Regions from separate parts of the Homo sapiens genome. Here all the other regions are linked to region 4. A link is a loop called in an ENCODE intact Hi-C map of the cell type or tissue named here. Cell type or tissue: PC-9. All regions are shown on one strand. Links, peaks and the distances in the headings refer to the core of each region. The heading gives the core; the rest is flanking DNA.

Region 1 (5,212 bases), core at 489-4,488, 120 kb after region 4:
GGCCTTGGGGATGGGGGCAAGAATGGGGTGGGGATTGGGTGGGAGTTGACAAATCCAGATTGGCTCCAAGGATGATGAAATCTGGGCCACAGAACCACTAGACAGGCCATGACAACAGCCTGGGTTATGGGAAATGGGTAATGTTGGTCTTTACTAAGGGGTCGCACCAGCCTTGGGAATCACTTAGTGTAACATATCATTCAGTACCAAATCACACATAGAAGAATGTGTTATGGAAATGTCAGAACTTCCAGTTGAGTCATTTAGAGAGAGGAAGAGGAGCAAGTAGTTTCAGAGAGGTCTGAAGCTTGGTTTTAAGTTAGGGAAGTGCTTTTCTTATTGCAGGGAATGTGGCTGGGCTCAGAGGGTCAATTCAGACCAAAAGGGGAGTCTACTAGCTCAAAGATGTGAGGTTAATTCTAATAAGCAGCATTTGGAAGAAGCTGAAGATCCTACAGGATCTGGAAGCCAGGTCTCCCTTGGACAAAGGGTCTGCTCAATGTAGTCTAGCATTCAAAATAGACAAGATTGTGGCAAGAAGAAACCAGAACTGACTGCCAAGCTGAGCCAGCCAGGTTGATCCAGGTGGACACTTACATTTGAATAAACAACATATGTTTTCATCTTAATCAATTTTTACATTTTGAATTTTATTTTATTTTCTCACATTTGTAAACATTCATTTTTCACAATTCCAGACTTAGTGAGTCTTTTTATGAGAGTGTGTGGGGCTAGGAGTGTGATCTCTGGGCTATGGAGACACATTTTTATGTCTGACATTTAGATCTGTCACTTATTTGCTGGGTGTCCCTGAGCAAGTTTCTTCACCTTCCTAAGCTTTAATTTCCTTGTTGTAAAGTAAGGGTGATGATAGTACTTACCTCATAGATTTCTTGAGAAAATTAAAAAATGTCTGTAAAGTCTTAACATAGCATTTGAGTTCCATAAATGTCAACTCTGTGGTTATTGATGTTACTACGGTGAAGAGGCAAGAGGGCACTGTGACGATTGCTGCCTCCAAGCTGAAAGAAAGACGATCCTCATATTTGAGAAGGAAGAAGAGATAAGAAATTCTGCTTTGGGCATGTTGAGTTTAACGAGTCAGTGGGAAATCCAGGTTGCATAAGGGTCCAGAAGTCAGGAACGGATAGGGCTAAATATTTGAATATATGCATCAAAATGCAGAGGTGGTGGGTAAAATAAAATAGAAAGGGAGAGGGGTCTGGCTTCTATATTCAAGGGTTATCAGAAGAGAGTGACTAACGAGGAGATCAGAAGGAACAGCTAGAAATAGATGAAAACCAGGATAAAGGCATGTTGAGAAAGTCAAAGGACGGATGTTTGATTATGGAAGAAGTGGCCAAGGAAGATAAAAGTAAGACAAGACTGGAGGTGGCCTTAGATTTAGCAATGATTGTACCACTTGTTTCTTTTATTAGGGCAGACAAGGGAGCAGTCATAGCAAAAATCAAACTGCTGTAGATTGAAAAATAAAGGAAAGGTAAAATATTCATAATATATGAAGAAAAAAGTCAAATTAAAAATCACATGTCTGGCTGGGTGCAGTGGCCCATGCCTGTAATTCCAGCACTTTGGGAGGTTAAAGTGGGAGGATTGCTTGGGCCCAGGAGTTTGAGACCAGCCTGAGCAACATGGTGAAACTCCACTTCTACAATAAAAATGAAAATGAAAATTAGCCAGATGTGGTGGTTCGCCCCTATAGTCCCACCTACTCTGGAGGCAGATGTGGGAGGATTGCTTGAGCCCCACTGTGATGAGCCATGATAGCAACACTGCCCTCTACCCTGGGCAACAGAGTGAGACCCCATCTCAGAAAAAATCATTTGCCTGTTATAACCCATTGTTATTAAACAATGAAGTTAAAAAAAGAAATATTTACATGGGGGATGGTATTTAAAGCATAATTATTTCTTTTCTAATATCACTTGCTGACTTCTTGTAAAGTCTGGAGGGCTAAGCTTCCCCTAGACTATTATTTTCACTTCTGTGCTGCTTCTACCTGCTTTGGACTTTCAGATCTTGCCTCTGGTGTCCTCTCTGCTCTATACTTGATGGCTGAACTCTGCTTCCGGAGTCTGCTTTTTGGTGCTCTCCAAAGACTGAACAATTACACAGCTCTTGCTCTTCCTGCTTCAGGCTGCTTCAGAAATGTACTCCACCCATCCCACTTGACCCCTGGGACACAGATTCCAGCATAAGAATGTGCCTGTGCCAGCCTGTCCCAGGAGGCAGGTGCACTGCTCTTAGGAGTTATATGATGAAAATATGTATGTTTCTGTGGAAGTATTGCTCATTAGCAAATCAAAGCCCCAGCAAAATTGGTTACTGTAGGAGATAATGTTCCCACAAAATCACTTCCCACTTTTCCATGCTGAGTCACGTCCTGGTTTCATTTTCTCAAGCAGGTAACAACTCCTGTCAATGACACAGAAAATTTTTTTCTTAAATCACTGATTGGAGAGTTTTATACACTTGAAGACAAGTTACGTTTTAAAGCTCAGTCATGGGAGAAGAAGGAAGCCAGGAGTTGATGGGAATAAACGTTTCCACTCACCTCAAACCTTCACAGCACTGCCACTGGTTCATGTGACTTTGGATGAATGCCCAGGCTTTCATTCTGTCATGTGTAAAAGGGAATTGTGATGCCAACCTTACCTGTTGTGAGAAACCCACGTGTTAATGGTTCAAAGGGCTATTAGAGCTGATTGTCCTTAGTAAACCTTCTTCAATTCGACCTCATTTTACTCCCAGAAAGTATCTCACCTTTTTCCTGACAGAGAAGCTCATCCTATGAAAGGGAAATGTTTAAGAAAATATAACCATTTAGTATGAATTGTAATCTCCAACTCAAAATGTTTCTTTACTGTTAGCCTTCCTCTGCTCTTGTGTGATGCTTAGGCCAGCCTGCTGCTACCTTGTCTCGGATTCTGGGAGGTATAATATTTTTGAAAGACTATCCTATGGTTTTTTTTTTTTCCCCATGGCACTTTCTCCTCTTTGTCTCTTACTTGCCTCCATATAAATAACTAGCCCATATGTATTGCCTCAGGAGAGGGAAAAAGCTTTGTTGGGGCTTTTGTTTCTTCATGAGGGCTTAGAACAGGAGTGAGACCAAGACAGAAGCGGCTTGGAAACTAGGGAGGAAAACTTTTCACCCATGGCCTCCCCCACCAGGAAGGATTCCTTGGGCTATCAGAATAAGAAATAAATGAGAAAAGGCAAGGAAGCTTGGGGGGGTTCCTGGAAAAGGTCCTGTGCCAAGCTGGAGGCTTTGACAATAGCTCTAGATAGCTTGGGGGATCTGAGAGGAGAGACAGCCTATACCTCATTTCTCTTCAGAGCAGCTGGTGAGAGAAGGGAAAACAGCTCTGCCATGTGGCTCTAACCAGATGGGATGTTAGACGGCTCCTAGAGTTTCTCACACCGTATTATCATGAGGGAGCAGCAAATGACATCTTTGCAACCAAGAATGGTGGAGAAGGAGTTCCTGAAGGGACCGTGCAGGTGGAAACCAAGGACATTTTTTCAGGTGCCCAGATGGACCAGCCACTGAGGAGGATGTGTGATCTGAGATGGGACAGTAGATGCCAGTGTGAGATGACTCTGAGGTTCAAATGCAAGTGTTCCTTCAATTGCCCACTCCCATCACACACATGTGCACACACACACTAGCCACACACAGGCATGTCAACCACACACACCTTAGTACTAAGTAAGATTGAAGAATTTAGATGAAAATAAAACTTGGAGAGAATTAGGTTACATTTCTACTACCTCAGTGGAATAGGGACTCGAGAAAGAGATTGGTTTCTGAAACAAATAAAGCTGTATTTCTCACATATCAGAATTTGTAGACTAAGATGCTTCCTACACTTGATTAACTGTTTTTTCTTCTTTTAATCTCTTCTCTTCTTTTTTTTTCTGCTGTTATCCATCTCTGTTACTTTCCATAGCCACTTCTTTCTTGACTTACATATGTGCGCAGGCCTTTTCTAACATTAATGCCAAAAAATAGTAAACCACATGTCCCCAGCCCTCCCTGATACCATCTGTTTGCAGCTCACTAGGACCAGCCTCATTATTTTCTTAACTCCTGTTTGTTTCAGTTGCTGTAAGAAGCCCCAGACTTCTTCTGGTCTCCCTTTATCTTCCGCACTTTTCATGTAATTCTGCACATGCTCGATTTTGTACCATGTCCAATCCCTCCCCAGCTCCTGAAATATTTCCATTGGACCCTCAGGAACTCATGGAACATCATAGCCAAACCTTTGTAGCATCAGCTGTTTGGATTCCTGTGCTGATCATTTGCCTGCTTGTTTTCAGGCCTGTTTCCCACTTTTCCTCTCCTCTGCTCTCTATTACAGGTGACAGAGCTTGGCAAAAGCTCTGTTGTCACCTGGCTGCCATCTAGGCTCAGAAAACAGAAAGCACTGGTGGGACATTAACGAGTGGTGGTAAAGGAGAAACAGGGTATTCCTCCCCATCCTCTCCACATCAGCCTCTCGCAGTGTCTTCTCTTTTGTTCTGGTTCCTTCTGGATGAACTTCCTCTTTGGTCCCAGCTTCCACCTGGTTCCAGGTCCTGCCAGGTGGCTGAGCTCCTGGGCATGGAACCATCTCCTCCTTCTCTGGGCTTTCCAGAAAAATCACTGACAGTGGCCTTCTACTCTTGTTAATCTCTGAGTTTCTTTACTGTACCTCATTGGGCTTCTCAGCTCTTCCAGTAACTTTTATTAACATAACCAACTCCTTGAGTAAAATAAACTATCTGATGTGGGTTCTTTTCTCCTGATTGGACCCTGACACAGTTTTGTTCACCTTCCTGCTCTGACCAAAACCAAGATCTTTTTTGAGGATCCTACTTCGCCTGTAGCCCTTTCCTTTGGTGACATTTTTTTTTCCTCTTGAAACTCTACTTCCACTGAGTCTAGATATGGGTTAGGTGTCCCTCCTTGTTTCTTACTACCATTTTCAGACTGTTCTTCTTCCATTCTACCCTAAGCTCTTCGAACTTTGAGTCTCACTTCATCATACTATACCTTCTACTGTCCTTCATCTCTGGTCCTTGGATTATTTGTTTCTGGATGAATTTAGCTACTGGCTCTTTGTTACACTCTTCAGTACTATTCCTGTCTCAATTCTTGGTGATTTCAACAAAAATCACAGCACAAATGATTCCTTCAACACTGCCT
Region 2 (5,212 bases), core at 862-4,861, 84 kb after region 4:
CTGATTTTGTCACGATGGATTTACCTATCTTGGGTATTTCTTATATATGGAATCTTATAATGTGGAAAAAAAGAGGAAGACAGTAGATATGCATGTAGTAGACATGAACATATTTTTCCTATATATTATTAAATAAAAATGAAAATGGCAAAATTGTCATATTACATGTATTATCTAATCACACTTCGCACATATGTATATATAACTAAAAAGTGTGGAAAAATATAAGCCAAAGTTTTAGAGCAGTTATTTCAGGGGCTGGTATTACCATCCCAAAAAAACTAAACATGTATTTATATTGTTAAATACAAATTTAAAAATTAAACATTAACTTCATAGTCAAAAAAGTAAAGATATTTTCATTAAATAATATTTCAATAGGAAGAAATGAACTATTTAAAACATTGGTGAGCAAATCCTAATGAAATAAAGGCTTTAGGCCAGGATCATCAATGGCTGCTAGCAAAAAAGACAACCCGATATTCCATGCCTTCTACTGCCAGTACACATCACCACTTACAAAATATTCTAGCCAAAAATATCAAACCTTAATCAGATTAAGACTTTATCTCTCAAAAAATAGAGCTATATCTCAAATTTCAAAGAGGCAGAGACTCAGGAAATTTGATTTTGAACTTAGCCAACTCCTGTTACCTCCCCAGGCCTCAATGTCCTTGTTCTTGCAAAAGCAAGAGGGATGAACTCTCAAAAAAAAAATAAAAATAAAAAACCCGTAGGCCCTCCTATGACTCAACCACTTGATTCACATTTTCACACGGAAATTTTGATGTTTCAATATTCTCTATTGGCTTAGTACTTTCATGTGTTCTGTCTTTATTCATAACTTACGGAAAGTATGGGGAATGAGAAACATGTTCCAAGGCAAAACGGGGAAGCCTTCAGCAAAATCCAGAATGTGATAAACTCTAGGGGTCAAATGACCTGGTTCCTTCAAGAAATAAGAGGAGGAGGCAGGGAATAGAATCCTGTTATATATATTGTGCCAGATGATTCTTTGTTGTTGGGGGCTGTCCTGGTGTTTTGGAGCTTTTAGCAGCATCCCGGCCCCTATGCACTACCTGCCATTGAAACTCTCCCCCTTTCTCCTCAACCAAGTTATGACAACGAAAAACATCTCCAGACATTGCTAAATGTCTTCTGGGAACAAAATTGCCCCAGTTGAGAACTAAGACTATAGATTTTTTTTTTTTAAAAAAGGAGATTTAAATGACGTAGCAAAAAATGCATCATGCCCACTAATTTGTATAAACCAACTGTAAGGAAGAATTATGAGATAATTGGAATTAGATGTATTTGAAAAGAGACCTATTCCTTTAGTGATATACAATGAATGGTATATTCTTGGTTAAAATGATATGCTGTCTTGTATTGCTTCAAAATAATACCTTTGAGGTTGGTGAGTAAATGGGTAGCTGTATAGATAACATGGGATTGACTATGTGTTGATAATAACTGAAACTAAGTGATGAGTACATAAGGTGGGTTCATCATGCTGCTCTCTAACTTTTGCATGTGTTTGAAATTTTCCATAACAAAATGTCTTAAAAATAATATTCAGTAAGTACCAGAATATTGTAATATTCAGTGACAACCAGAAGGAATAGCTAAAAAGAGATGAAAGTGTAGCTTCCGGGAGGGGTAGGGAGAGGAGAGGGGACTGCTTCTTTTTAAAACAAACCTTTTAGTACTACTTCACTATGAGGACTATGTGCATGGATTACTTCAAAGAACAACAAAAAAATAATTAAAATCCCCAAATAAGCAAACAAAACATTGGAGAGATGCCATTGATATGAATATTTTTCTTGTAAAAATGGAAGCTTAGTTATATAAAATTTCTACATATAGAAAGTAAGTTAAATGACACCATGAGGAAGCAACCAGCTGAGCCCAGATGTGGAACACTGGACACAGCACTTGACTTTCTTCTGAGGCTGGCCTGGCTATCTTCTTTTTCTTCTTTACCTTTTTTATTGAGCATGTTAAAGAGCCAGGGCCCTCTGAGGAAGAAGGATTATTTCTTGTCTTTCTTGTTGTATGTGGAAAGCAGGCAAGGGAGGGCTGTCCCCTGAGGCACAGCAGCCTCTTTCTAACCCAGTGAATGAACCACAGGGCAAACTAGAGTTTGTCTGCTTACCCAATCATCTCTTACTTAGGGAGTAAGAAGCCTTTTTGTTTGTTTTTCATATCTCTTGGTCTAAGCTGCATTTTCTAGTTCAGTTTTGATCAAAGCATTATACTGGGGGAGAAGGAAACATTTGTCAAGCTATTACTAAGGGGCTTATATTATCTCTTATTTTGCTATTAACTGTTGTTTGTGTGATACTTTGGCAGGGAGCCCAGAATGAACAGAGTAAATGGATTCTGATACCAAAACCCTATCCTGAACTCTAACAACTTTCACAGTTACAAGAAAAACAAACATATTTCTTTTGACCTACTATTCATAAACGTCATGTCAGATGCATAAATATTATGCCTCTGTGGTAACAATGAGGGGTATTCTGGCATTCCTAGGAGACAAATCAGCATAGTGGCCCAAGGCCAATGTGGGTGAACAGGCCACCAGGATAATGTAATTTGAAAGGTGCTCTAAAGGCACTTGCATTCTAAGGTTTGTTCACCAAGGTTCTAGGCTACCATGGTGCCTAAAGCCACCACTTTGAGAGTTAACCCTTTCTGTAAATGCATAATGTCTCCAGAAGCTTTCAGCTAAAATACCAATGTGTTATTTTGGAGAGAGAACACATGAACTCTGAGCATTCACAAATTGCCTAAGCATGAACCAGTTTATCAAGTCATTTAAGTTGAGAGAAAGGTCCTCAAGGAAGGAATTACAAAATTGTGCTTTTTATGGGACGTCGTGAGAAGGCTCAGGGAAGTTATGAGGGTAAGATTAGTGGAAGGAAGAAAAATCTGAAGACACTTGGGAAGGCGTGCCCAGGGTAGGTAGAATCCTGGCCAGAGACGGGATAGCAGAAGGACTCAGAGTCTGGAGCAACTCTGTCCATTAGCACTTCCTGCAATGATGAAAATGTTCTATAGCTGGGCTGTTCAATATAGTAGTTATTAGCCACATGTGACTATAGAGGACTTGAAATGTGGCTGGTGTGACTGAGGAACTGGAACTTTAAATTTTATTTAATTTTAATTAATATAAATTAAAATGTCAATAGCCAAATGTGGCTAATGGCTCCATTATTGGATAGTACAGGTCTAGATGAAGGATATGGGGATGGGGGGTGGGGGAAAATCATAGATAGGCAATGTGGAATAGAATTAAAGATACATTTTGCTTAATTCACACTTTATATGGTACCACTTTTCATTTCTAGGCAATAGATTTACAAATTACAGGTTATATTATATTTAGCAAATTAACCTATATTATGAAATAGCTGTACAGATTAAATAGACGGATGAGAGTATAGCCATATTAATTAGATTTGCCATGTCCTACATGATCTTATTTTACTCATATGCATGCTGTCCTATGAAGGAAAAGAAAACATTGACTCAAAAGTGTTAAAAAGGGTATCCTTTGTTTAATGTTCAAGAAAGGCTGCAATTACTTTTCATAATATACAATTGCAAGTTTTGTTATTTTTTCTTTCTGAATAATGATTATTTTTCTCCATTGCAGAGCAAGGCAAGGGTCACAGTCACATTCACAGAACCTCATTAGGGTGGATCCACAGGACATACTTCCCACTGCTCGCAGAAGTATTACCACCCTTTGGAATAATCAATCAATCAAACCAACTCAACAATCTTTCTTTTAATGCTAGTGGCACATATTGACATAAAAATAAAATTTTGCTTCCTGGTGGAACATGAATAATAAAAGTATTTTTAAAGTTGTTTTAATCAAGGCTTCACTATTTAGAAAGTATTAATAAACTGGCACCAGAAAATTTCCCAAAACCACTAGCTAGTTGTTAGTGGCCACAGAACCTAGAGGAGAATAAAAATAATCTCTAGGCCCGGCCCGGTGGCTCACGCCTGTAATCTCAGCACTTTGGAAGGCCAAGGCGGGCGGATCACAGGTCAGGATATCGAGACCATCCTGGCTAACACGGTGAAACCCCGTCTCTACTAAAAATACAAAAAATTAGCAGGCGTGGTGGCGGGCGCCTGTAGTCCCAGCTACTTGGGAGGCTGAGGCAGGAGAATGGCGTGAACCAGGGAGGCGGAGCTTGCAGTGAGCCGAGATCGCGCCACTGCCCTCCAGCCTGGATGACAGAGCGAGACTCCGTCTCAAAAAAAAAAAAAAAAAAAAAAAAAAAAAATCTCTAAACACAACTGAAGCCAGAGAAATCTTTTTGTTTTTGTTCTGGAGGAGACAGCATCCCCTTTGACATATTTGGAAGGTTCTCCTAATTAATGTGGCAGTACATAGGTGTCATTGCTGAGTCAGATGGTTACTCTAGATGTAGAATTTTGTCAAATCTTCATTTCATGCCATGTGAAAATCCAAATGCCACCACTTCAAGATTTTCTGTTACCAGAGTCCTTACATTCTTGTGGTCACCTATGACTCTAAAATGCTCTTTCCTCTGAATTAATTGGCTTGAATCATGAATCTATTGCCGTCTGTAGTTTGTGTTTTTGCTCTGCCAAACCAACTATGAACTTCCTTTCCACAGATTTCTGCCATCACCAAGTGTGTGCATCAGAATTGCATATTTTATTTATGTATAAAGTATAACCTAGGACTTGGCAGGGGTGGAGGATCCTGTTTCATGACGGTAAAATGGGGGGAGACCCACGACCTGATAATACCCATTAGGGAGGGGGGTAGAAAATACTTATATTTAAGTATTAGTTAAAATTTTTTGTTTGTTTTTTGGAGCTGCTCTATATGATATTTTTTAAAAATTTCACTTTCCAATATAGTTTATTATTAGTGTATGGAAATACCATTGATATTTAAATGTTGACCTTGTAGGTTGAGGTCTTGGTAAATTTACTTATTAGTTTTAAGACTGTACCCCCAGCTCCACTTTTTAAGAAAAGTTCCTTCAGATTTTCTATGTAATCATTTCATTTGCGAATAGAAACAGTTTTTTTTTTTTTTTTGGTTTCTAATTTGTATGCCTTTATTCTTTTTCCTTGCTTATTGCACTGGCTAGAACATACAGTACAGTACTAAATATGAGTGGTGAGAGTGGAAACCCTTGGCTTGTATCTG
Region 3 (5,212 bases), core at 430-4,429, 150 kb after region 4:
CCCAGTCCGAACTTCCTGGCTTCCTTAACACTGTGAGGGGAAAACCACCTACTCAAGCCTCAGTAATGGTGAATGCCTCGCCCCTGACCAAGCTGGATCACCCCAGGTCAACTTCACACTGCTGTGCTGGCAGTGAGAATTTCAAGCCAGTGATTCTTAGCTTGCTGGGCTCCATGGGAGTGGGACCTACCGAGCAAGACCACTTTGCTCCCTGGCTTCAGCCCCCTTTCCAAAGGGGTGAACGGTTCTGTCTCGCTGGAGTTCCAGGCAACACTGGGGTACAAAAAAAAGACTCCTGCAGCTAGCTTGGTGTCTGCCTGAACAGCTGCCCACTTTTGTGCTTGAAACCCAGGGCCCTGGTGGTGTAGTCACCCGAGGGAATCTCCTGGTCTGTTGGTTGCAAAAACCGTGGGAAAAGTGTAGTATCTGGGCCGGTTAGCACAGTCCCTCACAGCTTCCCTTGGCTGGGGAGGGAGGCCCCGGGCCCCTTGCACTTCCTGGGTGGGGCAACGCCCCACCCTGCTTTTGCTCAACCTCCGTGTGCTGTACCCACTGTCTAACCAGTCCCAATGAGATAAACCGGGTGCCTCAGTTGGAAATGCAGAAATCACCCAGTTTCTGCGTTGGTCCCGCTGGTATCTGCAGACCAGAGCTGTTCCTATTCAGCCGTTTTCCATAGATAATATTTAAAACTTGGAGAATAAAGGAGACAAATGAAAGAGAGACCACAGAGTAAGAAAAGAAGAGTTGCTCAGGACTAAGCCTGACCAACCTAATGTTCCTGAGGAGAATGAGAAGAAGGGATCATGGAAAAATGAGGGTGTAGTGCTACTGAAACTCAGAGACATGGCTCAAGAAAGCAGTAAGGTGTTGAATGCTGATGAGAGGTTTAATGCGATGAAAATTGAAAACTGCTTAACTAGTCTGAGACTGTGATCCTCCACTTGTATATGTTCTGCTTTAGGGAGAGTCACCTAATGTATTTGGATTTCAGTTTCATCATCTATAAAATAGTTGTGCTTGTGAAAGGCGGTGTTGAGTGCTGTGAAAGGAAGGGGTTTGCTTGGGAAGTGTCAGACATTGCATCGGACAATGCAAGATGGTTAAGTGTGGAGGTGAGGGTGGAGCAGATGATCTACCAACTCTAAAAATGTATGAAATATGAGCCAATGTATAGGATGATAGTATTTAACTTTACAGAGTAGATGAAAGGATTTTCTGTATCACTCGGTAAAGTACCAAGTACTAGGTAAATACAAAGTGTTATTTCTGTTTACTGAGAATATACTTATCAAAGGGAATTGAGGATTTGTGGCAGCTGTTTTAAGATAGACATAGGCTATAGCCATGATGGGTGATCTCATATAGAAGAAGCTGGAGGCAGAATTGTCAGGTCTGTGAACCCAAATATTAGTGCATCAGCACCTTAGAAATTAAGAGGTCCCTGAGGTTTTGAGATTGGCATCTGGTCTTCTTGAGTGACAGCCACTAGGAGATATTGCCTTGTTCTCATACCACAGAACTATCTGGATAATCTGAGGCCACCTGCTGGGTGGTCAGGCCAGAACATCCATCCTTTTGGTACCGCTCTCAGAATTGCTCACTCCTGCCCGCTACCACAAACATTTAATTTTATATAGGGGAGATAGTGGAAGGGGAGGAGGATCCCTGTTCCCCAGGGCCTTGCCACAGAAATAATGCCGAGGCTTCCACTGCTTCCTAGTATGTCATGCAGGGAGAAATCACTGGGTCCTCATGAAGCAACCCTATGCATTTGGGAACCTCATGTACAATGAATGCTCAATAAATACTTGTTTTTTAAAAAAGGGAATAACTAGCAATTCGTACTGTGTGTATTAGTGGGAGGCAAGGCTAACCTTTGCCGTTGGCCTATGGTGTCGGCTCTGTGGGATGATTTTGCAAATGTTCTGTTCCCACATTAGTAGCTTTCCAGATGATTACAATTCTGCTTCTAGAATTCCACCCTTTAATAGGCATTGTTCTCAGACAAAATGCAAGTGAGAGCAAAATCACATCATTAGTTTTTTATATCTTACTGCATTTGAATTATTTGGATGTCTCTTGAGAGCAGAGTTTGAAATGGATGCTGAGAAAGCCGGGGAGCTGAAGGAAGGTGGGAAACTACACAGAAAACGGCAGCTACAAATATCTAATTCTACAGGTTTCACAGTTGTGCCTAACACTGGTCCTGATCAGTAGCTTTGACAAGGCACGTACCTGAGGACAATGTGTGCCCCCTCTCCTTCTTTCTGTTTTTCATTAATTCCTTTATACTTCGCTTTGAATATGTATTGTGAGTCAGATGCCCCGCACATAATCACATGTTCTTAATACAGTTACACCCAGATGCACAAAGAGTTTGCAGGTAACGTTTTCAGTCTCTCTCAGCAGCTTCCAATTTTGTGCGACTGATTGATTAACACAGTAACATGAGCAAACACGAAGTACCAGAGCTTCAGGTGACACATTTAATTAACGACATTCAGGCAAGCAAAGAAAGATAAGCATTCTGGTAGCAGCCAATTACAAATTACAGATTAATGAATGTAATTTCGGGTTTCAGAGATTTTCCTATTTTATTCTAACACTGGGATCAACATTCATCAGCTCAGAAGGGGGAAGGTGCAGGCCTGCTAAGCAAGGTATCAACCTAAGGATAGCTTTTGCTTTTGCTCCAGCTCCATGTCTGATCAGATAGAATTACCAAACTTAATCTGACCTCTAGTGGCACTTTGCATTAACAAGCACATTTGAAATCCACTTAGGAATTTTGCTGTGAGAATTCTGCTATCATCCCATCTTACAGCTGGAAGGAACCTTAGAGATGATCTGCTTGGCAGGCTTCTGCCCACTCCCCTATTTTACAGATGAGGAGACTGAGGCCTGGAGATATTGATGGGTGATGATAAAAATTGAATAGCTAATTGATAGAAAAGTCAATGATGACAGAATCCAAGTTTCTAAAAAAATTTAATTGTAATTTTTGTGGTAGGTGTATACATTTATGGGATACATAAGATGTTTTGATACAGGCATGCAATGAGTAATAATGACATCATGTAAAATGAGTCAAGTATTTTATCCTTTGTATCACAAACAATCTAGTTATACTCTTTTAGTTACTTTAAGATGTACAATTAAATTATTAATGACTATAGTCACTCTGTTATGCTATCAAATACTAGGTATTATTCATTCTTTCTATTTTTTATACTCATTAAATCATCCCCATCTCCCCCATACCTTCCTACACTCCTTCCCAGCCTATGGTAACCATTCTTCTTCTATCTCCAGAATCCAGGTTTTTAGATTTCTACATTGTTATGAGTGTGTTAGCAGAGAAAAGTCAATATGCAAGTCTGTAAGATTCTTGATGAGAATAAGCTTAGGTGTATAAAATTAATGGCTGTCTGAATATAGGTGAAAAGCATCAAAACACTTTTGGTTCAATATCTGTATATTTTAGCCCAAAGTTCCAAAGTTTTATGGCATTATCTGAGTCAAAATAACTGACTTTAATTTAGCTACATTTAAATGGTGAATTTCTTTGATTCTTTTGAGTCAATGGTTTATAACTATCACTCTTAGTAAGTGAGATGATTGTAATGATTTAATCGGACCAACAATTCAGTGAACTAATCTAATATTCAGTTCTAAATCTCAGGAATATTCAAATTGGGACAAGGTATGAATCTTTTTGTACCCAATTCCAGGGTTTTTAATCAAACCACAGGCAGTGTTAAGCAGTTGAAAATAAATCAGACTTCAGGTTTGAGTAAACCTGGGTTAGAATTCTGGATTCTTGTCAGCATTCATTTCTATTGCTGCTGTAACCAATTACCACAAACTGAGTGACTTAAAGCAACACAAACTTATTTTCCTCTATTTCTGGAGATCAGAAGTCCAAAATACATTTTAAGGGGCAATAAGGTGTCAGCAGGGTTTGTTCCTCCTGGTGGCTTCAGGGGAGAATCCATTCCTTGACTCACCTACTTCTAAAGGTTGCTGACATCCCTTGGCTCCTGGCTACATCACCCCAACCTCTGCTTCCATGGTCGTATCGCCTTCTCTTCTGTAGTAAAATTTCCCCTTCATGAGGATAACATGATCACATTTATGGGCCACCTGGATTACTAGGGTAATCTTGCCATCTTTGAATCCTGATTTTAATCACATCTACAAAGTTCCTTTTGCCATGTAAGGTAACATTAACAGGTTCTAGGGATTATGATATGGATATCTTGAGTGGGTTTATTATTCAGCCTTCCCCAATCTCTTACCAGCTGTGTGATCTAGGTGTGATCATCTTAACCAGCCTTATCGAATTGGTTGGGAGGATTAAAATAGAGGATAGATAAAACATACCTAGCAAACTACCTGGTGCATGATAGGTGCTCAGCAATAGCAATGTTCTCTTCTTTTCCCTTGGCTTAATCAGTAGATGAAATCTTTAACAGTAGGTTATGCATATAGTGGAGGTTTATATTCAGCGTAGTCCAAGATCTGGTTTCTAGAAGCAGAATTACCATTTGGTGGATGAAGTAGAAACCAGAAATTCCTGAAATGCAGTATTTCTCAGTCCAGCCTTTCCCAAATGATGAATTCCTCTCTCCACCCTCCTGAATGGTGCATCTTGCATTTTGATTTTGGAAACTTGATTACTTTCTTCATCAGACTGTCTTTTCCTAGTTTGCATAGATAAAAACTTCATTGCTGGTAATCAAATTAATTGTCTTTTAAAATAGTTATGTCCTGTGGCAATCAATTATACAAGTCTACAGATGGCACATAAAGTGTGTGCTGAATGGAATGATAATGGAATATAAACTATATTCAGGTTTACCCTGTTTTATTGTTTCTACTCGGCCATGTACTTGGTCTACATGAGAGGGATACTTAAAAAAATGTACTGCTATGTTTGGCCTCTTATGTTTCGCTTTCCTCCTCTTTTTATCATCTTTTACAACACAGATTTAGAGAAAATGTATGTAGTAGAACTCAGTTTCCTTGATCATTGGTAATGATGTGCAACAACTTGATGTGAAATGATTCACTGATAGTCTGGAAGCCTTACTTTGAACATCTTTCTTAGTGACACCATTAATTACAGGCTACAGTCTGGCTATCACCAAGCTGAATGTGGCCTTCAGAAGTAGTCTGCTTGGGCAGCATGGGATTCAAAATGTTTCCT
Region 4 (5,212 bases), core at 727-4,726:
GAAATCTCCATACTATTTTCCATAGAGGTTGTACTAATTTACATTCCCACCAACAGTGTATAAGTTTTCCCTTTTCATCACATCCACACCGACGTCTATTGCTTTTTGACTTTTTAATAATGGCCATTCTGGCTGGGGTATCTCATTATGGTTTAATTTGCATTCATTATGAAATGATTGTGATAATTCTGGATGTGAGAGAGTAGGGGGGATTTTAAGGAAGGGTCGGGGATGTGGGGACCTGAATATGGGCAGTGGTCATGGAAAGAAATGGGCAGATTCTAGAGGATTGATGAAAGAACAAACAAAGGTAATCAGTGACGACTGGAGAAACAGGACTTGAAGGTTGTCATGGATGATTCTGAGTTTTCTGGGAATTTGTGCCTCTAAAGTTGATTTGTCTGAATAGTAAAAATTGAAATCCCAAATCCTTAATGGAAGTTTTCAGAGTCCTGTACCCCTTGCCAGCCATCCTGCTTTAAAATGACTTGCTGTTCAAATTCTTCAGTGTCTCTTTCCTTTGCTTTCCTCTAAGCACCAGGCTTGTGCGTGAGAGGCTATAACTTGTCTTCTTTCCTTCATGTAGGTTGGTGATACAGACTTGCTGGTCCTCGTGAACGTGCTGGTGATTTGGACTCCAAGGGCAATCTGTCTGTCAGTTTTGACAGTATTGTCTAGTCTCAGTGAGAGATGGAAGGAAGACCACTGAGATTTCTCTGAGTCTGAAAATAGATACTCTTCTTAGCATTCAAATTTGCTTTGAAGGAGCATTCTTCACATGCCCATGGTCAGGAACAGTTTAAGTAGTGTTAGGATCCAAAAAGTTGATTGGATTTCCCCGCCTCTCTTCACAGTCTATATTTAGGCCCCAGCCTATCAAAAATATTTAAGAGGAGTATTTGGCATATTTCTGAAATGTTATTTTTGAAATATTATGCTGAGCATTTAAGCAAATGAACGACACAGGGACAGCTTTGGGCAATGCTATGAGTGGGTCTCCAGCACCCCTTTCTCTTCATTAGTGTTCTCAAGCTGATCTCTGGTTGCTTAGAGCTCTTCACAGAGGACTTCATCAGGACTGGCCTTCAAAATCCCTGCTGCTAAGCCTTTCCTTTCCCAGATCCCATATCAGATTGTCATGTTCCTAGAGGACTGAACATAGTCAGTGGTCTAATAAATAATAATGATAGATATGGTTTATTGAGTGCCTGGCATGGTGCTTTTCATACATTATCTCATTTTATTCTCACAACAGTTTTGGAAGTATTACTATCCCTCTTTACAAATGAGGAGAGACTGAAACACCAAGACTGTCATTAAGTTGGATAAACGTCATGCAGCTTGTAAGTGCCAGAGATAGAATAGGACCACAGGTCTCTCTCATAATGTACACGCCTGCTAATAATACTTTCAATCCCTTAATTCTGAGGAATGATTTCCAATGGGCATTTCAGGAATTAAGGCAAGCTCTCAGAGGCTCTATCGTTGATAAGGGCTTTATTTCAGTGGGGCCTTATTCTCTTAAACCTGCTTTTGAAGGAAGTAAGCTCTTTGCAAAGCTCTTGTTAGCAGAAAAAAACCACATGTCTTAATTCAAAATGTTATTTGAAATCTCACAATCTGTATTTTTAAAAATAATGGAAGGCAGGTGAACTGTTTGTCTTCAAAAGGTTTATTTTACACACCAACTCTTTACTGCCTCTCAATAAACGTTACTTAATTACAATGTGTTAAAAAGAATGAAGCAGAAGTATGGTCTGTAAAAATATTTGTTATCTTTTGCTTTTTTCGTTTCCTGATTCTGAGGAACTCTGAGCGGTTGTTTGTCAAACTGCTTTGTACCTGCCTGAGCACAAAGGCCCTTTTGCTGGGCTGGGCCCCATGCAGAATGGTGAAGTGGCTGAAGTTTGAAAAGCAGCACACTCCTCTCAGTGCTCCCAGCTTCCTCCTCTCCACTCATTTCCCTGCCTCTTTTATATTTTGTTCAAAATAAAATAAAATGCAAAGAAGACAAACTTTTCTCTTCCTCTCACTCAAGAAGGGATCTTCAGACACATTTTTATGTGATTGAAAGTAAATGTAATTTCCGGGTATTGACATTTTCAACTACATTTCGAATCACAAAACCGAAGATTATTTTTCCTGGTAGAAGGAATTCCAGGTTGAGAAACCTGAGGAGTGAGGTGTTGGGGAATGCCTGAAGAAAGAATTTGGCTAGGATGAGCAGAGTGTTCCTCCTCTTCTCCCCAAAGCAGACAGGCTTCATGAGAAAAGTCTTGAAGATAGCCATTGCTTTACTGATTTTTTTTCCTTGGTGGATTTTAGTAGTTCTGCTTTTTCAGATGATACTTCAGGCCATTTTTTTCACTGTGTGGCAGGAAAAAATAAAGAGGTTTCAAGGAAACAGAGCTGTCTTTTGCCCTGGGGCTTGTTGATCTGGGCAAGGTCTTTACCACCGAGTGCCCTTAAGGGAGGGAGGAATTAGTTCCTGCAACAGCGCTGATAAGGGTTTAGAGAGTGTTTCAAAGTTTACAAAACACATTCATGGAACAGTCAAGTGGAAAAGTTTTTTTAGACACATATAAAATATTATTAAAACTGAGTGCAAGTTATTTGGACTAGCCTTCATTTGGGACAGTCTCTCAAAAGCTGAATTATTCTTTTTTCTTCTGATGATAAAAATACTAATTGTAATGCAGAACAAGCTCTTTCCTCCATCTCCCCTTGTTGCCACTGCATGAGAGTAGCAGAGAGTAGTGCCTAAGTGGCAGTGATACATACATGATGGCTTGAATGGGGTGGCACAAAAAGCTTGTAGTATGATGCTGCCTGCCGTGTGGTGTTCCTGCCTAGTCAAGTCTTCCCCCTCCTACTTTCATTCTGGGCTGTGAGTTTTATACTAGTTTAAGCTAGCTCCTCATCTTTTGAAGCTCGTCATCTTTTTGAACCATGTGAGAAAGCCATCCCACACCATTGCTGTTGAACCTTTCTTCATGTGGAATTTGTTGAGACTTGAGGGCGCCCATCATACGGGGGACCATTATAAGCAAATCTCCCATGATTTTTCACCCTTGCGCTCCACGGTTACAGCCCACTTCTCATCACTCGTCATAATGTGATCCTCTCCCTTGATCCAACAAAATAAGCCAGTTTACAGCCTGAGCTTCCTACAATGAAGTTCACTGTCTAGTCTTACCTATTTTCACAGAACTTCTAATCAGCTTTTCAGGGTCTTAAATAAGTCACTCTATATGAATGAACAGCCAAAGCTGTCTAGATATTTGAGAAAACACTTTAATATGAAATGAACTCAGAGGAAGCAAAGACAATGTAGGAAAAAAAAACAAACTAAGATTCTCAGAGAGAGAAGATAATGAATCCATGGACATGAACAGGATACTATAAAAATGAAAAGAGAATAAAAAAGACCATCAAATATAAAAATGATGACAGTAGAAATTAAACATTAAACCAAAACATTGATACAGTTGTTGAGTAAATGTTACAGACTGACTTGTGTCCCCCCTCAAATTCATATATTGAAGTCTTTTTTTTTTTTTTTTTTTGAGGCGGAGTCTTGCTCTGTCACCAGGCTGGAGTGCAATGGTGCGATCTTGGCTCACTGCAAGCTCTGCCTGCCGGGTTCACGCCATTCTCCTGCCTCAGCCTCCCGAGTAGCTGGGACTACAGACGCCCGCCACCATGCCCAGCTAATTTTTTTTATTTTTGGTAGAGGCGGGGTTTCACCCTGTTAGCCAGGATGGTCTCGATCTCCTGACCTCGTGATCCACCTGCCTGGGCCTCCCAAAGTGCTGGAATTACAGGCGTGAGCCACCACACCTGGCCATATTGAAGTCTTAATCTCCAGTATTGGGAATGTGACTGTATTTGGGGATAGGGCTTTAAAGAGGTACTTAAGGTAAAATATGGCTCTTAAGGTAAGTCCTACTGGAATGTAACTGATATCCATTTAGGAAGAGGCGATTAATACTTATAGAGAGACATCAAGTATGTCCCTCACAGAAGGATGATCATGAAGAGGCAGCAAGAGGGCAGCTATCTGCAAGTGGAGAAAGGAGAACTTAGAGAAACCAGCTCTCCTGGCACCATGCTGTTGGACTTCTAGACTCCAGGACTCCCAGAATATACATTTCTCTTTTTAAAAATAGCCATTCTGTGGTATTTTGTTATGATACTCCTAGCACACCTATACAGTACATTTCCAAGACATCAAAATAACCACAAAAAAACAACAAGACAAACAAACCAAAATCAGAAGATGGAAAGTGAAGGACAAAAGAAGAAAGCAGGCAAACGGTCTAAGTGGATCAAGATCTTATAGAAACAGGCAAATAAAATAAAGAAAATTATAAAATATATAAGAAAATTTTATTAAATGTTTTGCCAAGTGCCTATTATAACAACAGAAAATAAAAAATGTATATCAAATCCTATTGTGAAATTTCCGAGCACTGGAAATGAAAAGCAGATCTTACAATTTTCCAGAAGGAATGACAAATAAAAAGAAGGAACAAAACATTGGTCATACCTACAAAGAATCAGAAACCAAAACGGTGTTTAATTTCTCAAGAAGGGGAAGTGTAAGTAATTGTAAGTGAGTAATTGTAAACTCATTTTATTAGTTGAATTTGTTTCTATGGCTATGTCTTAGGAAACTTCACACAACTTTTCTACTAATGTAAGAATGACTTGTTTTCTGTTTAATCCAAAATATTAAACATCATGGCACTTAGTATAGTACATTCTGCATCTGTGCTCAATAAAAGTTAAAGGGAAATGAGAGGATGGACTAAATATGATATTTGGCAGCAAAGTTTGCTGCCAGCAAAGATTTTTACCATCGTACTGGTCAGATGGCATTGTGATAACAAGATTCTGTTTTAAGCCACTGATCTAAAAGGGACTTTTTCAGAAGACAATGAATAGGAAAGTGAATCAAGTTGGAATCTAGCCATACAGGAAAAGGATGAAGGAATAAAGGATGCCTGGTGGGAGTGTAAATTAGTTCAACCATTGTGGAAGACAGTGTGGCAATTCCTCCAGGACCTAAAGACAGGAATATCATTTGACCCAGCAATCCAATTCCTGGATATATACCCAAAGGAATACAAATTATTATATTATAAAGACACATGCACACATATGTTCATTGCAGCACTATTCACAATAGCAAGACATGGAATCAACTTAA
Region 5 (5,212 bases), core at 610-4,609, 270 kb before region 4:
CTCACTGCAAACCTCTGCCTCCTGTGTTCAAGCGATTCTCGTGCCTCAGCCTCCCAAGTACCTGGGATTACAGCCACACCTGGCTAATTTTTCTGTTTTTAGTAGAGACGGGGTTTTCACTGTGTTGGCCAGGCTGGTCTCGAACTCCTGAGCTCAAGCGATCTACCCACCTTGCCCTCCCAAAGTGCTGGGATTACATGCGTGAGCCACGCGCCCGGCCTTGAATGACCTTTTTGAAGGCTTTTCTCCAGAGAACACAGCCCTGATAATAGCCTGATTCAACTTGTGAGACTCTGAGGAGAGAACAGAGTTATGCGATGTCCCAAACTCCTGACCTGCAGGTCTGTGGGTTAATAAATGTCTCTTGTTTTTAAGCTACTAAGTTTGTGGTGATGTGTTACACAGCAATAGAAAACTAATAAAATAACTACCATCTAGATCAAGTTATTGAACATTTAGAACATATAGGATGTTTCCAGGACCCTAGCATGCGCTTTACTATTCACACTATTACAGTATTGAATTTTCACAATAACCCTTCAAAATAACTAGTAGTTGACCCATTTTATAGATGATGTGACCAAAGTCCAGAGATTTCACTTATTGTGTCATCGTTTTGAGTCCTTCTTTGTTAGACTCTGAGGGTATAGTTAGGGAATAAGATGAAAATTTAAATGATTTCTGAAGTCTCAAGAGTTGGAAATGTGGAGTCAGACTTAGAGTAGGTCCCGTGACTCTTCATCTAGCATTTTCCCTACTGCCCCTTAACCATGTTTAGGAGGTATGGCCAATGATGTCTTGATGCTTTGGTTTGCCTGCAGTAGTTAATTTTTTTTTTTTTTTTTTTTTTTTGAGAAGGTGTCTCGCTCTGTCGCCCAGGCTGGAGTGCAGTAGTGTGATCTCGGCTCATTAAAACTTCTGCCTCCTGGGTTCAAGCAATTCTTCTGCCTCAGCTTCCCAAGTAGCTACCATTGCAGGCACAATGCCACCATGCCTGGCTAATTTTTGTATTTTTAGTAAAGATGTGGTTTTGTATGTTGGCCAGCCTGGTCTGAAACTCCTGACCTCAAGTGATCCGCCTGCCTTGGCTTCCTAAAGTGTTGGGATTACAGGTGTGAGCCACCACTGTACCTGGCCTGCAGTAGTGAAATTTATCAACCTTCTAGTATACAAATGATGAAGTGAATGATAGTGTTTCATGTTATGCAGTAAAAACGAAACTAGTCATTTTGTGGATGAGACCTCATCTGATGTTGATTTCTAGAAAATGGCAGATAAATGTTATAACAAATGGGACAAAGCTATTTTATTTTTAAAAAATTTAATTATCTGGATGCAGATGTCAAAGGGACAAAGCTATTTTAAAGACAACTACTTTCCAATTACTGGAAAGAATAATTTGATACAGAATATCTTTAATTTCGTTAACCGGGAAAATCAAAGGGCCCATGTTCTGCATATAAAACTACTAACTGATAGCATTTGAGGGAAGGAAGCCTCCTCAATATATCAGCAAAATGTATTTCTTTGTAAGTGGTACCACCTCTACCACTACCTGCCTCTACGCTTATTGAGAAACTTTGCCAAGTCACTCTGTGACTTGCTTTCTTCATCTTTAAAAGGTATTTCGACGGCCGGGCGCAGTGGCTCATGCCTGTAATCCCAGGACTTTGGGAGGCCGAGGCGGGTGGGTCATGAGGTCAGGAGATGAGACCATTCTGGCTAACACGGTGAAACCCCATCTCTACTAAAAATGCAAAAAACTAGCCGGGCGTGGTGGCAGGCGCCTGTAGTCCCAGCTACTCAGGAGGCTGAGGCAGGAGAATGGCGTGAACCCGGGAGGCGGAGGTTGCAGTGAGCCGAGATTGCGCCACTGCACTCCAGTCTGGGTGACAGAGTGAGACTCCGTCTCAAAAAAAAAAAAAAAAAAAAAAAAAAAAAAAGATATTTGGACTAGCTACTCTCTAAGGTCCCATTCAACAGTCTATGAATTTATAGAATTTCTATCTATATAGCATTCTTAGCTTACCTCTGTAAACTGCAGAGGTTTTAGGGGACTAAAATATATAGGAAAGAAAATTAAATTTCCAAGGTTTCATAGGGGGAATTCAAGGAGTAAACTCAAACTCAAGCCATTACAATTACTGTGTAGCTGGGCCCTTCTCATATTCCCAGCACTTGACAGAGTGTTCCTAACCAGCTCAATATACACTATCCTCATTCCTCATCCTGCTGAGGGCTGTCCCTCCCTACTGACCTTATCCCAAGCTTCCTATGCTCATGGCAGTCTCTGGTGCAGGGAATTGGTTGATCCCATTTCTTCTGTCTTGTTTTCCCCCTTATAAACTGTGTACTCCCCTTTGTCCTGCCTTTTACTGTTCTTAATTCTGCAGACAATTCCATACCATAAAATTAATGGACAGGTTTGCTGCACATCTCACCCCGCAGCCCTCCCTGCCCCGCCCCACCTCAATTCACGTTGTGTCCTTTTCGTCCAACTCTTTCTGGATGATTTAGGGAAATTTATCTCTCTGCCTTTTTCTCTTTCGTTTTGTTCCATCTTTGGCCCAGACAGCCCTCATTATGGCTAATGGATTACATGGCGTGACACCCTTTGGAGGAAAATGCAAACCATGGGCTTTAAAGAGAAGCCAAGAAATTTTAGAGATGCAGGGACATTACTTTCAAATAATAAAAAATATCCCTTCTGGTTTTGCCCAAATCTTCATATCTGCTTTTACAACCACCTCTGTTTAAACTTCTTCCTTCACCAGCAATTTTCAAGATAACCATAAAGTTGAGTAATAACTCATTTTTATTTTTTGTTTTAATTATTTTTATTCCATGTGAATAGTACATTAGGGGTTATATTATCTATTTAGGAGACTTTCATATCTCAGTTATCTTACATGAACTGCATTGTGAGTTCCAAGAAACACCATTTAAACAGCCACAGACTTCTTAAAAATCATATTAAAATTGTCAGGAAATGTTTTTGTCCCAGTTGACCATAAGGGGGCAACATAGGTATGTGCATTTCATTTAAAAAATATGATTTTTTTCTCATGTAGCATGCAGCATGTTTAAAGAATTAATGTCAGATTTAGTAATTGATTTGCTTTCCTTAGCTCTGGTAGTAAATATAATTAACATTTGAATGGAAATGGTAATTGTTTCCTGTGTGACATATACTTTTCTTTATAACACATATTTGACACAGAATAACCGAGTCTACCGAATTAACAGTGGTAAAAAATTGTAACATCAAAATAACTTTTAATTCTCATTCTAGTAAATGTTTTCTGTGGGCCCTAGGTGTCGTCTCTGGAGCTCTCTAACTATGCAGCCTCGATGTACTGATATAATGAGGGAGCTTTGCACAAGGTGCAGTAACATATTAAAGCTACACTTGATAACATGTTGAGAAATTATTTTTGAACAAGCCTAGGAAATGTTTACCCTACATGCCCCCGACAATTTTTCTTTGATAATCGCATTTGCCAAATAAAGCTTTTAAAATCAGCGTTCAGTTTCCTTTTCTACTTGGGCTCTGAACCTGCAAAGAATTAGCAGATGCCGAAGAAAAAAAGATTAGATATGCACTCTGTGTCAAATAGAACATCATCTTTGGAGGGATAAAAACCAAAATAATTTGGAGTAACACAGATAATGTCAAGTCAAATAAGCTAAAAGTAGTCACAAATAGGGGAGTCACTTAAATTTAAATTTCTGAGTTGTGTAAGCATTTAGAGTCCAAATTGTGGCTTAATAGGTGACTATAGAATGACTGGACTTTGATAAAGGTTGTGTAAGAAAATGATATAACCTGGTGGTTTCTTGAAGATTGTAGGTTTGAATAATTGTTAGAAATGAATAAATATATACCTTCAAGAAAAAAAAAAAGAAATGGTTAACATCTATAAACATCTGTTTTTGAGAAGTGATCTAGCACACAGTGGTTAAGATCATGGGCTTTGGGCTCACTTGCTTGGGCCAGGTGCTGGCTTTGCTCCTTACTAGCTCAGCTCTGGGACCTTGGTCAAGTTGTTTAGCTGTTCTGAAAGGTAGGGATAGTGATAGGACCTACTTCAAAGAGTTACTGTGAGCATATGAGATAATACGTTTGCTCAGAATAGTGTCTGAGGCAGAGTAAACTTGCAAGAAATATTAGCCATCACAGTCTGTTTTGAAGCATGTAACGTGTGGCATTTTCTACAGGAGGTGTTAGGGCAGAAGGATGTTGACTTTCCCTCTGAAAGGTCGTTTTGCTTGTGTTATCAAGTGTAACTAGGTTACAACCAGGAGGTACACATTGGTGATGTATTTTTAGCATTGTTCATTATATATAAAGACTTTCTGAACCTTTTGTATAATGGAGAATAATCCGTTAGATTGTCTGCCATTAGTTTGTTCTCCATATTAAGTGGTGTTTTTTTGGAATTAAAATTAAAATTTGAAGATGGGATTCATGGATTCTAACTTTGCTTTTAATGGGCTGAAAACAGTGAACTAATACTACTCTGTATGTGTAAAGTATTAGTCTAAGTTGTTACTTGCCTCGCAGGCATGTGGGTGAGAAACTGTTCTCTTCTGGGAGAATGCTGGATAAATGCTTATGTCCACACATTTCCTTTGGTTTTGTCTTCCTTTATATTTGGCTTTGATAAAAACATATGTAATCAGGCTGGGCATGGTGGCTCACGCCTGTAATTCTAGCACTTTGGGAGGTCGAGGCGGGCGGATCACTTGAGATCAGAAGTTTGAGATCAGCCTGGCCAACATAGTGAAACCCCATCTGTACTAAAAGTGCAAAAATTGGCCAGGCGTGGTGGCTCACGCCTGTAATCCCAGCACTTTGGGAGGCCGAGGTGGGTGATCACAACGTCAAGAGATTGAGACCATCTTGGCCAACGTGATGAAACCCTATCTCTACTAAAAATACAAAAATTAACTGGGTGTGGTGGTACACGCCTGTACTCCCAGCTACTCGGGAGGCTGAGGCAGGAGAATCGCTTGAACCCAGGAGGCAGAGGTTGCAGTGAGCTGAGATCATGCCACTGCACTCCAGCCTGGCGACAGAGCGAGACTCTGTCTCGGAAAAAAAAAAAGCAAAACTTAGCCAGGCATGGTAATGCGTGCCTGTAATCCCAGTTACTTGGGAGGCTGAGGCAGGAGAATCACTTGAACCCAGGAGGCGGAGGTTGCAGTGAGC
Region 6 (5,212 bases), core at 683-4,682, 100 kb after region 4:
TTGCCACAGTAATAAATGTTCATTACCTAAAAGCAGAAAGGAAGGCATCTCCTTCTTTATCAGCTTCTTGGTTCCTGGATTTGCTAGCATTAGAGCAGGAAGGAAGCAGCTGCCCAGATTCTAGTCTGAAGGCGTGCTGGAAAAATAGGTCTTTCTTATTTCTTTAAATGAAAGAGAAAGATTCCCTGGTCAGTAGGCAAAAAATTGTAGCTGCCTTTAGACTTATTCACACCAGTAAAGAAAATGGTCCACAAATATCTTCCAGTTTGTTCATGTTTACTCTGTGCGTGTGTGTGTGTGTGTGTGTGTGTGCATGTATGTGTATCTGAGTTTATTTTCATATCATAGTCATCAATATATTTTTGGAAAACTAGTCTTGCAAGATGATTTCTGAAAACTCCTCTGGTCTTACAGCATTTCTCTTCTTGAAGAGTCATAATACCTACTAACATAATAAAGGTACTGGAGAGTCTCAAAGTAAAGAAACACTTGAACTTGATTTGACCCAGAATTTCCCTAGCTTCATTTGACCATGAAGCACTTTTTCTCATAATGATTAATAATATTTCAGTTCTGTAAACATATTTAAGAAATGCTGAATTAGATGATTTTTCCGAAGAAATTCGAATGAACATAATACTCTAATGACAGAGGAATGTAAAAATATAGGCACCTGCCAGTTTCAATGTCTCTGCCGGCTTCTTTAAGCTTAGCTTAGTCAATTCCACTTCCCAAAGCCTAGATCTGCTAAAGTATTATTAGGCCCACAAACCCCGTAAAATTCTTTCTATGCAAGTAGCAGCTGATAAAGGGGCTCGCTAAGGTTTTTTATTTTTATTTTTTAATCTTAACTAGAGTGTTCCTTTTCCTGTAATACGCTGCCAAGCCAGTTCTGTTAGGCGAGTCAATTAAATTACTTCCTGTCTCTTCTATCGTCTTCTACCATCTGATACTCAGTGACGTTGGGACCAAAAAATGTAGTTTTTTCTAAAAACATACGCTCATCCCAGGGAAAAAAATAGCAATGAAGAAAAAATGTTCCTCAGCTATCTGAGGATTCCAGTCCTTGGTGGTACTTGCAAACAGCAACAAGCTACATTTAACAGCACAGATCCGTTTGGTGTCTTACATTACTCTGTGAATAGAAATTTGGGCTATTTTCCTCTAAGACAACAGGAAAAGGTCTGAATTTCTTTGACCTTTGCTTGACGGTGAAAAAAAAAAAAGTAAAGAAAAGCACACAGTTATTAATTAACTTCTGTGAAAGATACTTTATTTGATTAATGGTTCACAGCTAAATTTAAATTAGGGGAGATATGCTGAATGACTACATGTTTACCCAGATTATTACCAGGTATGCTGCCAGGAATTTTATTAACCTGTAGGCTACTTATGATCTCTCTTCCCTCTACCCACTCCACAAACAAACACCAAAGAACTGGTCTACCAGAGTCAGACTGAAATCTTGACTGAGGACACAATGTAAATAACTATTAGTGTGTTTGAAATTAAGACAATGGATATCTTTTCCAGGTCATGGTGCACACATGGATTTTTAACTTTCTTAACAGAGCACATAACACAACAATGATTTGGAGTTGTCTGGATTAAATCAGATGGCAAAACCTGGTGATCAACATAATAAAAATTCCCTTTCCCCCTTCTTTGTCATTTCAGACAAAACTCTTGTGTGGATATCAGCTAGAAGAGGGTAACTACTGTCTTAAAAGAGTATTTCTTTTAAATCTTTTTAGCGTAGAAATGTCATAATACACAGAAGTAGAGAGACTAGTATGATGAGCTTTCATACACTAATCAATCTGTTAAAGAGCTAACAACATTTTGCGGATCTTGCTCTCTCTCTTCATTCCTCCTTTTTTTTCTCTTGAGTATTTCAAGCAAATCCCAGAAATCATGTCATTTTGCAGCATGCATCTCTAACTGGTGAGCCTTTTCTATTTCATAACAAGCATGCCATTGCTCAATCTGACCATTGAAAATAATTCCTGAATTTTGAGTCTATATAAATCTCCTCTATTTTCCCCCAACTTTTACCCTGACCCATCTCTTGATCACTTCTAGCCCCTCAAAGACTCTCGTTTCTAGGAATAAGTAGATCCACGAAGTGGAGGGCATTTTTGCCTTCAATCCAAAGCATCAACTTAAAGTCATCACATCACTTCCAAATTTCCCTAACTCTGAACTCTGCTGCTACTACTTTAGGGCATAGTTTCAATATCCATGGATTGAAAGCAAGGCCAAGTTATTTTGGTGACAAGCCAGAGATGAAATTCTAGAATGCATTCCACCTAGAGTCTGCTTCCCAAGCCCTTCAGGAGGCACACAGCAGGAAGTGGACTTAGCTATTGGTTACAAAGCAGGATTTCCTCATAGGGAGTAAAGTGTTTTCTTTTCATAAATATAACCTATTTATTTATATTTTCAAGTAATCTATTGCAGCCTTAGTTGTAGTAGGTCACTAGTTCATGCCTTCAATAAACTGTCATTTAGTGCTTACTGTGTGTGAGGCATTGCACTAGTAAAGAAAGAGGATATAAAACAAAAATCACTGCATAGAAAATAAAGTGCAGTGGGAATTTGGAAACAAGCTGTTTTTTACTTGAGTTCATGATGGTCAAAAGGCGCATTTGACTTGGGCCTTAAAAGACTTGTAGAATTTGAACAATTAGAGAGGAAGAAAAGCCATTGTGGGGGGAGGAAAGAGAGAGCAAGGCACAAAGGTGGCAAAAGTGAAGCGAGCTGAGCAAATAATAAGGAGATCAGTCTGGTGAAAATGACACTATCTTCAGGACAAACATCGTGGCTTATCGTGACCAGCTGTGCAGTTAGGTGTAGATATTATGTAATCACCCAGTAAGGAGAGATTCCAGTAACTGCTATCAGCCACTGCTGCCAGGAACTACTAATCAGGCAGCATGTCTAGAATGTTAAGACGATGATTATTAATCAGTGGCCAACCAAGAAAACTGATGCATGGCAGAGGCATCCAGTCCAATGTGATATAATAATTAATCCAACTGGATAATATTTTACCTCCGAATCCAATCTAGTGGTTGGGTCAACAGGCAAATACTCTGTTACTATGCATGTGAGAAGAAAAAGAACTTTTTAGCATTCTCAGGAGGCTTGCGAAGCTCAGGCCCCACTAAGTGAAGCCTCTTTTGTTGTGGGGCTGGATCCTCCTTAGATCTTCATAGAACAACCTCACATGCTTTTTTAATTTTCTTTCTAAGGGTCAAGACACTAAAACTATGTTGTTAATACAGATATAGCAAAATCTTCCTGACCCCAACCCCAAGCTTGTTATTGCTGTCATCCTTCAGCTAAAGAATGGACTCAAATTGGTGGTGACATTACTGATTTAGGTTTGCTCTGCTGTGCTCAACACTGAGATTAAATGTTCTGGATCAGAGTATAACTTTATATCAGACTAGTCCATACCTTAGTCCAGGCCATGTGCCTTATGAAGCCTGAGAAAAAGTGTGTTCTCACATGGACACAGGGAGGGGAACATCACACATGGAGGCCTCTCAGGGGGTTGGGGGCAAGGGGAGCGGGGGTATTATGTAACAAACCTGCATGTTCTGCACATGTATCCCAGAACTTAAAGAAAAATAAAAAACAAAACAATAAAAAAGTGTGCTCTCTTATTCTTCAACATGAACTAGAAATGCATTTTTTTTTTTTTTTGCTAATATCTTATCCTGTGTTTATTATGTGCTAGGCTCTGTGTCTGGTGCAACATAAGCATTAGCTAATTTAATCTTTATAACAACTCTATGATGGAAGTTAATATAATTATATCTTCATTTGAAAGTGGAGGAAACTGGGGTTGAGAGAGGATTAGTAATTTATGCCAGGCTACATAGCTAAGTGGCAGGGCTGGTTTTTGAGCCCTGCTGATTTTTCTGACAGAGCACAAAGCAGGGACGGAGGCCTGCATGTTGGGATGGGAAAGCAGGTGGGGAGAGTCCATTGATTCCCTCTGCCTCTGTACCTCTTCCTGTCTTCCTCATTTCTATTTCATTTCCCAACTCCTCCATCTCCCAGGTCCTTTTGTGTAATTGTTTAGTTCATTTATATAATTAACTGGTTTCCTCTTTCCTCAGGCCTTGCCTACTAGGAAATTGCAAGGAGAGCTAGCAAGTGAATGAATGAATACATACAGCACAATATAATGAATGCCAGATTAGGGTTGTTTTAGGGGCACAAAGAAATAAACAATGGAAATGTGAGGCCTGGGAAATGATACTTGAGCTCTGTCTTTGAGGAAGAGGTGCAGGCCAGTTGAAGTAGTAGGAAGGGCTCTCTAGGCAGACCTACTAGTTTTTGTATAGTCCCAAAGTTGGGACAATAGCCTGACACAGCTGGAGGCCTGCTCCTTGTTGGAGATAGCCATAGTGAATGCAGAGTGCTTTCTGGCAGTATTGGGAGATGAAGCCAGAGAGTATGGAATGTGCTACATTATGAAGCATTTGCGTGCTCAGTTAAGGAGTTTGACTGTCAGCCTGAAAGTTATAGGAAATTGCTAAAAGGCTTTAAGTTAGGGAAATGTCTAATTGTGTATTTTAGAAGTAGCATTCTGGCTGTAATCGCCACTTGCATAGCCAATTTCTATGCCTGGAGAAGGAGACCCTGAGTTTGCACCAAAATCATACACTACTTACCTCAAGAGATTTCAAATACCTCCATCACCCTGTGATCGTCCCTGTTGGAAGAGTTAAGTCTTTCACCTACTGTCTGATTTCAGAAGTCCTGCTCGGTTGGGTGCAAGGCAGCCTTTGCAAATTGGCCCTTAAGGAGGGGTTGTTGTGGCAACCACTCTAGCCTGCACACTAGGTGCAGGTTTTACATGGACATTCAGGTCCCTCTTTCTCTCAGCACTCTTCCCACCCACATTATCATGCGTCTCTATATTCTGGGCCCTTGCATTACCATAATCATTTTTTAGGTGGTGTTTTCTCTGCTGTCACTCCTGAGGGCCGGGGGGAGTTCAGGTGAGCAGCTCTGCAGAGGGTAAACTGAGGCAAGTGGGAGGGTAAACTGTGTAGCAGAAGCGGTAAATGGCATCAGATGAGCCACATCTAACAGACATTTAAGTGTCCTTAGCCAAGATAGACCTGCAGGCAGCTTAGAACAGTGATGCTCAAACTTTTTGCTCACATACCACTTAAATCCTACAGCAGAACTA

Evidence for each region. Hi-C counts contacts between places; a loop is a spot of excess contacts. Peaks named below come from ENCODE experiments on the same cell type or tissue, not always from the same donor. Only the 100,000 strongest peaks of a DNase experiment are listed, where the experiment ranks them.
Region 1: a loop joins it to region 4, with 8 times the contacts of the local background. A loop is called at or near these places in 5 of 110 quality-filtered maps.
Region 2: it touches region 4 in a loop (8-fold over the local background); 2 of 110 quality-filtered maps call a loop at or near these places.
Region 3: a loop joins it to region 4, with 7 times the contacts of the local background. A loop is called at or near these places in 2 of 110 quality-filtered maps.
Region 5: it touches region 4 in a loop (3-fold over the local background); 7 of 110 quality-filtered maps call a loop at or near these places.
Region 6: it touches region 4 in a loop (8-fold over the local background); 4 of 110 quality-filtered maps call a loop at or near these places.

What each region holds. Positions count from the first base shown.
Region 1 is chr3:102,193,215-102,198,426 of GRCh38, forward strand. No RefSeq gene overlaps it. Among named protein-coding and RNA genes, the nearest start is that of ZPLD1, 240 kb to the right of the region's middle. RefSeq lists an enhancer at 1,491-2,690. In PC-9, for the core only: no CTCF peak of the experiment used is centred there; a DNase peak (open chromatin) is centred at 2,297; H3K4me3 peaks cover 561 bases; H3K27ac peaks cover 2,095 bases.
Region 2 is chr3:102,161,010-102,166,221 of GRCh38, forward strand. LOC101929411 (a long non-coding RNA gene) reads left to right here and starts at 2,696. Exons shown (of 2, transcript NR_135549.1): 1 at 2,696-2,966; 2 at 3,665-3,862. In PC-9, for the core only: no CTCF peak of the experiment used is centred there; DNase peaks (open chromatin) are centred at 2,182, 2,492, 2,812 and 4,572; H3K4me3 peaks cover 538 bases; H3K27ac peaks cover 3,767 bases.
Region 3 is chr3:102,222,857-102,228,068 of GRCh38, forward strand. No RefSeq gene overlaps it. Among named protein-coding and RNA genes, the nearest start is that of ZPLD1, 210 kb to the right of the region's middle. In PC-9, for the core only: CTCF peaks have their summits at 1,547 (motif pointing left), 1,747, 2,745 (motif pointing left) and 2,945; a DNase peak (open chromatin) is centred at 2,735.
Region 4 is chr3:102,077,184-102,082,395 of GRCh38, forward strand. No RefSeq gene overlaps it. Among named protein-coding and RNA genes, the nearest start is that of RDUR, 140 kb to the left of the region's middle. In PC-9, for the core only: no CTCF peak of the experiment used is centred there; a DNase peak (open chromatin) is centred at 2,428; H3K4me3 peaks cover 593 bases; H3K27ac peaks cover 1,206 bases.
Region 5 is chr3:101,810,900-101,816,111 of GRCh38, forward strand. All of the region lies in intron 6 of NXPE3 (neurexophilin and PC-esterase domain family member 3), which reads left to right. Among named protein-coding and RNA genes, the nearest start is that of NXPE3, 34 kb to the left of the region's middle. In PC-9, for the core only: CTCF peaks have their summits at 3,017 (motif pointing right) and 3,220; no DNase peak of the experiment used is centred there.
Region 6 is chr3:102,179,436-102,184,647 of GRCh38, forward strand. No RefSeq gene overlaps it. Among named protein-coding and RNA genes, the nearest start is that of RDUR, 240 kb to the left of the region's middle. In PC-9, for the core only: no CTCF peak of the experiment used is centred there; DNase peaks (open chromatin) are centred at 986 and 2,306; H3K27ac peaks cover 744 bases.